Regions from separate parts of the Homo sapiens genome. Here region 1 is linked to region 2. A link is a contact called in ENCODE Hi-C or POLR2A ChIA-PET data. All regions are on one chromosome and are shown on one strand. Each heading gives the region's core, a stretch centred on a gene start or an enhancer-like site at or near the end of the contact. The rest is flanking DNA. Distances are from core to core; before and after follow the strand shown. Region 1 overlaps LRRK2 (leucine rich repeat kinase 2). Region 2 holds the start of LINC02471 (long intergenic non-protein coding RNA 2471).

What was found. A loop is a pair of places that touch in the nucleus more often than their neighbours do. ChIA-PET counts read pairs that join two places held with the same protein, here RNA polymerase II (POLR2A). Pooled maps may share reads with other maps.
Region 1: a map of lower lobe of right lung shows a loop between it and region 2 (3-fold over the local background). The contact joins the enhancer-like site here to the promoter of LINC02471 in region 2. A Hi-C loop is called at or near these places in 2 of 168 maps with a recorded cell type or tissue (heart right ventricle and lower lobe of right lung), 10 of 37 single-sample maps with no recorded cell type and 5 of 50 pooled maps. POLR2A ChIA-PET finds 5 or more read pairs at or near these places in 7 of 52 experiments (B cell, GM12878, MCF 10A and 4 more).

The regions. Positions count from the first base shown.
Region 1 is chr12:40,247,628-40,250,327 of GRCh38, forward strand. It overlaps LRRK2 (leucine rich repeat kinase 2), which reads left to right. Exons shown (of 51, transcript NM_198578.4): 8 at 2,199-2,318. Among named protein-coding and RNA genes, the nearest start is that of LRRK2, 24 kb to the left of the region's middle. Within about 2 kb of position 1,289, at least 2 of the 41 ENCODE cell types and tissues checked have a DNase peak (open chromatin) inside an H3K27ac peak, as active enhancers do; they include B cell and OCI-LY7, where a contact is called at or near this core.
Region 2 is chr12:40,154,868-40,157,567 of GRCh38, forward strand. LINC02471 (long intergenic non-protein coding RNA 2471) reads left to right here and starts at 1,372. Exons shown (of 2, transcript NR_146526.1): 1 at 1,372-1,476. All of the region lies in intron 6 of LRRK2-DT (LRRK2 divergent transcript), which reads right to left.

The DNA of each region.
Region 1 (2,700 bases), core at 39-2,538, 93 kb after region 2:
ATATACATATTTATACACAGATGTATATAAATATACAAATATAAATATATACATTTATATATAAATATACATATTTATACACAGATGTATATAAATATACAAATATAAATATATACATTTATATATAAATATACATATTTATACACAGATGTATATAAATATACAAATATAAATATATACATTTATATATAAATATATATATTTTTTGATACGTACAACTATCTTGGGAGATGGGATATTGTTATTATTTCCACATTTACAGATGAGGTCCTGTGGTTCATCAATCTTTGTGTTTTATTCAAGATTATGTAAGCAGTAAGGGATGAAATCAGGCTGAGAACCCAAATTTCTTCATCCCTAAACAAAGTATTTCTTCTAAACATGGTATCCATTTACTAGTTTATCTCTATCAGGTGACCCTTTATTCATTATTTTTCATGAGAAGGTTGTAGTTGTACAAAGTGGCTGATATCTGATAATGTTTTAATCTAATTCAAAGTCGATTTCTTAAATCCAGGTGTCAGAGTAGCACACTACTGTACAATTCTCTGTTTCATGTTTTACAATTTACCACAGTCAAGTTACAACTTGCACATGTTACATTAAAATGTGAATTCACCTTAATTTCTTGAAATGAGCCAGAAGAAGAAGTGGTTTTGTTTTGTGATCAGGGAAATGCTACTTGACTGCCAAATTGTCTAGAACAGCACATTAAAGTTGCTTGATTTTATACTGTTAAAATTAAATAAAACATGGCAACTGTCATGTCATATGTAACTTTTGTATTATTCTGTAACTTTTTTTGAAAATAAAAAGTGATCAAATTGATCTTCAGGTAAAGAATCTTTTTTCTCTTGATTATCTCTTAGTGGATGATGATTTGTTCCATTTAATGGGTAGAGAATTTATTGTTGCTGTTATTGTTTCAAAAGTAGCTGAATGAAACTCTTAACTTTTTCTTCATAGTTAAAATTAAAACCTCAAGTAAATAAATATTTAACGTTTTGCCAAACTATGTAATCTAATTATGGGCTTAATGCATTTAAAGGCTTTGTATAATTTGCTACGTATTTTCACACAAGTTACCTGAACATAAGTCCAGTCTTCCTGCTGTTTTCTGAGTCACACAGTGATTCAGTGACCGAACAGCTGTTGGCAGTGGTGTGGGTATAATAGGGAAAAGAGACTGATGGGGACAACCCAAGTTTAGACAAGCTGGTAAAAGTAGAAGAAAATCTTCTTGAAAACACTAGTGATCACTAAGGGCTGTGGAGAATTTTTGCTTGGTGGGTGAATGTGGAAGAGGCAACAGCATGGGAAGGTGTTGGTAAAGGAGCTCCATACTTGCTTAAACTGCCTTTTGATTGTGAGGCCGTTGATGAATATTTAGTTTGGGCTTTAGGTTTTTTATGATACAGGATATTTTCCATTTCTGGCTTTGTATCTCAGAGATCACTTAGTTACACTTATAGATGAATAGGAGTTTCAATTCCTTGTTTTAGAAAGAAGCTTGGTAACTGTTAGTGAGTTACAAATAAGCCAAATAGAAGAAGGTACATATTTCTGCAGTATCAGGTAAAGTTTTTCCTCATAAGGATTTAGACTCTTGGATATCATATTAATTCTCAGAAGAGTGGGTATAAAAAGGTATGGGACTTCTTCCTGGGGTGGGTTGGAGGTGGTGAAATACCTTTTTTTTTTTTTTTCTGAGATCATCATAGACAAGATCAAATAATGGTAAACATGCCAATGAATTTTCTAAGCACTATTCCTTTAAGTGAAAGAAGAGTGTTTCAGTAAAATGATTTAATATTGGGTCTTCCAAAAGATGGATTTAAGAGTTTCAACTTTAAAAGACAGAAAAATTAAGTTATTTTACACAATGAATATTGTCGTGCCGTGTGTCACAGACATGACATGAGAGGGAATCAGAGAACATACAGTTAATACAACGCAAACTAGTATCATTACTTTTGCTCAATCACTTCCATTGTCTAAGTAAGATAATTAAAGGACAGCATAAAATAAAATTTCAAAACTTTACTCAATCATATTAAGCTATTTTAATTAAAGTAAATGTTTTAATGCCATTGAATATTCATCACCATTCAAAATTATTGATGTAAATAGTGTTATATGTTAAAGGTAATTTAACTTCCATGGATGAGAATTCAGCTAATGTTTCACTTAACTTTTAGGTAATTTTTTCAATATCCTGGTATTAAACGAAGTCCATGAGTTTGTGGTGAAAGCTGTGCAGCAGTACCCAGAGAATGCAGCATTGCAGATCTCAGCGCTCAGCTGTTTGGCCCTCCTCAGTAAGTAACTTCACTAAAAAGGGGATTCTTACAGAGGCATTTGACATCAAATATGAACATTGTAACAAGAGAATCATATGTACAGATGGAAGCATTCAATGCCTTTTCTGTCCTGTGTAGCTCATTTTCCAGTAGAGGATACTTTCAAGGAAACTAACAGTTGTGACAAATATACACATCTCAATGTAGAGTTTTGCTTTACATCATTCTTGATTTAGCTTTGTCATTAAGCAGCTAATCTGTTTTAAAAAAATTTTTATTTGTGCCTGGGCATGGTGGCTCACGCCTGTAATCTCAGAACTTTGGGAGGCCGAGGCGGGTGGATCACAAGGTCAGGAGTTCGAGACCAGCCTGGCCAACATGGTGAAACCCCATCTCTACT
Region 2 (2,700 bases), core at 122-2,621:
CCTCACTAGGCAAAGAGAAGACTGTTACAGAAGAGAGCATCTGACATGCAAAGCATAACACCGATAAGCGTGGCCAGGCCCAAGAGCAAGACTCAAACTTATTCTTTTTCTTAAAGAATCTAACCGCAGCCATGTTTTTCATTGTTATTTTAAGTGTGGGAGGGAACCCCTGCCTTGTTCTTTTTGAAAATCCTGATGCTTTGATAAAATAGTTTCTAAAATATTTCCTATCTACCTGCCCTGCTCTGTTCTGGCTATAATTACTAGGCTAGCCAAAAATAAACTCTCCCAAGTGTTACATCTAGTTGATTGTTGATTTCCTAGAGGGGGAAAAAATAAACTGTAGTAATTAATCATGGAAGCTTCTCTTTAAAAGAATGTTTACGTCATGGCTCAAGGCTCAAACTAGACCGGGTTTCTTATACTGCATATATTTTTGTTTTGTTCATTTTCTTCCTCTTTCCTCCCACCAAAAAACAAACAAACAAACAAACAAAGCAAAAAAAAACTGGAATCTGGTTTAAAGGGTCAAATGAGAGTTTTAGGTAGAAATACAAACTCTTGTTTCTTAATTCCACATTATATGTGGTTACTGTTTTGAGCTGGTGAAATTTGTTGAACACTTAGAATAGTCATCCAAGAACCAGGGGGGACAGAATTTTAAACCAAATAGTCAGTGATTTAGATATAGTTTTAAATTTTTAAAGCTTATTTGACTTTACAGTTCCATTGAATGTAGGATGCTCCATTCTTTTGAAGACATAGGACAATTTGTTTGTTTCTGGACCAGACAAATTTGGATTTCCTAGACCACCGAATAATAATAATAATAATTGCTAACATGTACTTAACTTGCACAAGGTGCAGTAACATGAATATCATGTGGATTGTCTTATGCAGCTCTCCAAATAATGCTGTAAGGTAGCATTGTGGAAACTGAAACCCCTAAAAGTTAACTTGGTGGTAGCTTGTAATTGAGAAATAGAATGTAAACCAAGGTGGTTATACTTAATGCCCTGTGCTCTTAAAACAGTATCATGCTGCCTCCTTGGAGGAATCCTTAATTCAAGTAGGAAGATTTTTCCTTATTACATCTTTGCGACTAAGTTACTGTTTTTATGACTTTAGGCAAATCAATTGAACTGAGCAAGGAAGGTCTTGATTCAATGATTTCTCAAGTCCTTTTTCCTTTTTTTTTTTTTTGTCAAGGGAGTGTCCTCTAGCTGAGTGAAGTCATTTTTCCTTGAATGACTGACAGAATGGCTTTGGTTCACCTGTAATTCACAGTTTAGCTGATCCAGTGTACTGTAAAGTCTGTTTCACTCCACCAGCCAACAAGGAGCAGGCGGCCGTGGTTTTCTCATGTTCTGGGGGAAGCTGTTTGTCAGTGTTAACCTGGCTAACTTTGGACAGCTGCAACAACAACATCTATCCCTTGGCATATGGTGTGTTTAGATGCTAAACACTGCCTCATCTGTGAGTACTTCAGTTTTTGTTTTTCACACGAGCCGGGTGAATATAAAAATAGAGGTAAATAAAAAGAAATAACTGAATCAGCAACCTGGAATTTTCTCTCCTCTGATTAAAGACTGTTGTTAACTGAAAATGCTCCACTAGTTGTTTGAGGGTTTAAGACAGAAAAAGTGGGATGGAGGTGTTTGATAATTTGGTTGCTATGCAACCACTTTACAATTATGTAAGCTCCTACCATATGAGGTGATACAGAAAGGGTGGTAGAGTATGCTGACGCAGTGAGCACACAGAAGACTTTTTTCATGTGACAGAGCCAGAGTCTGAGATCTGCAGTTGCAGAATATTTAGGTAAGAAGTAAATGTCACAAATTATAAAGGCCTTTATTTATAGCAAGAATATGGGATTTCTATTACAGAGTTGGATGAGCAAAAGCTCACCAGAAACAGTATTAGTTTCAAGGAAGGAAGACACACACATCTGTCCTTTGAATCAGGACTTACTCTAACCAAAATTCAGGAAAGATTTTTTAAAAAAGGAAACTAAGAATATGGTATACTTTATTATTATTTAATTAGCCTTGCCCAGTTGAATCTTTTTCAGTAATATTGTAAGGTAGGTGGTACTATTATCCTTATATAAATGCAAAAACGTAGGCTTAAGCGACATTCAGTAATTTGCTCAACATCATATAGTTGGGAGTAAATCTGGGCTGTGAACACAAAACTTTTAGTTCAAGTCCAGTATTGTTCTCATTACATTATGCTTCACAGATGATCATGTACCCTCAGTGTTTCTTTCATATTATACGTTCTATCTTTTATGAAATCCACTGATCTGTTGAAAATCTTATTTTTATTTGTTTTTGCTAGATATCAAGGGTTTATCTCTGACCCTTCCTGGTGGGTTTACTGAATTTCAGAAAAGGCTACCTAATTGATTTTATTGCATATGTTGTAATTTATTGCGTATGTCATTTACTCAAATATGCAATTTATTGCATATATCATTTTAACGTTAACTGAAAGAGAGAAAGTGTGCATAGTCTAAGAAACAAGACAATTGCAAGTTATTCAAAGTGGTCTTTACAATTTAGCCAGCCAAAATCTCTGACTCATGGATCTAATGCCAAGATGACAGCCTCACTGAGGAAGTTTCTTGGTGCGTCTGTTTACAGCTTGGCCAAAGGGCAAGTGGACACTTCTTTTCGAAGGGGTGGTATTATGCTC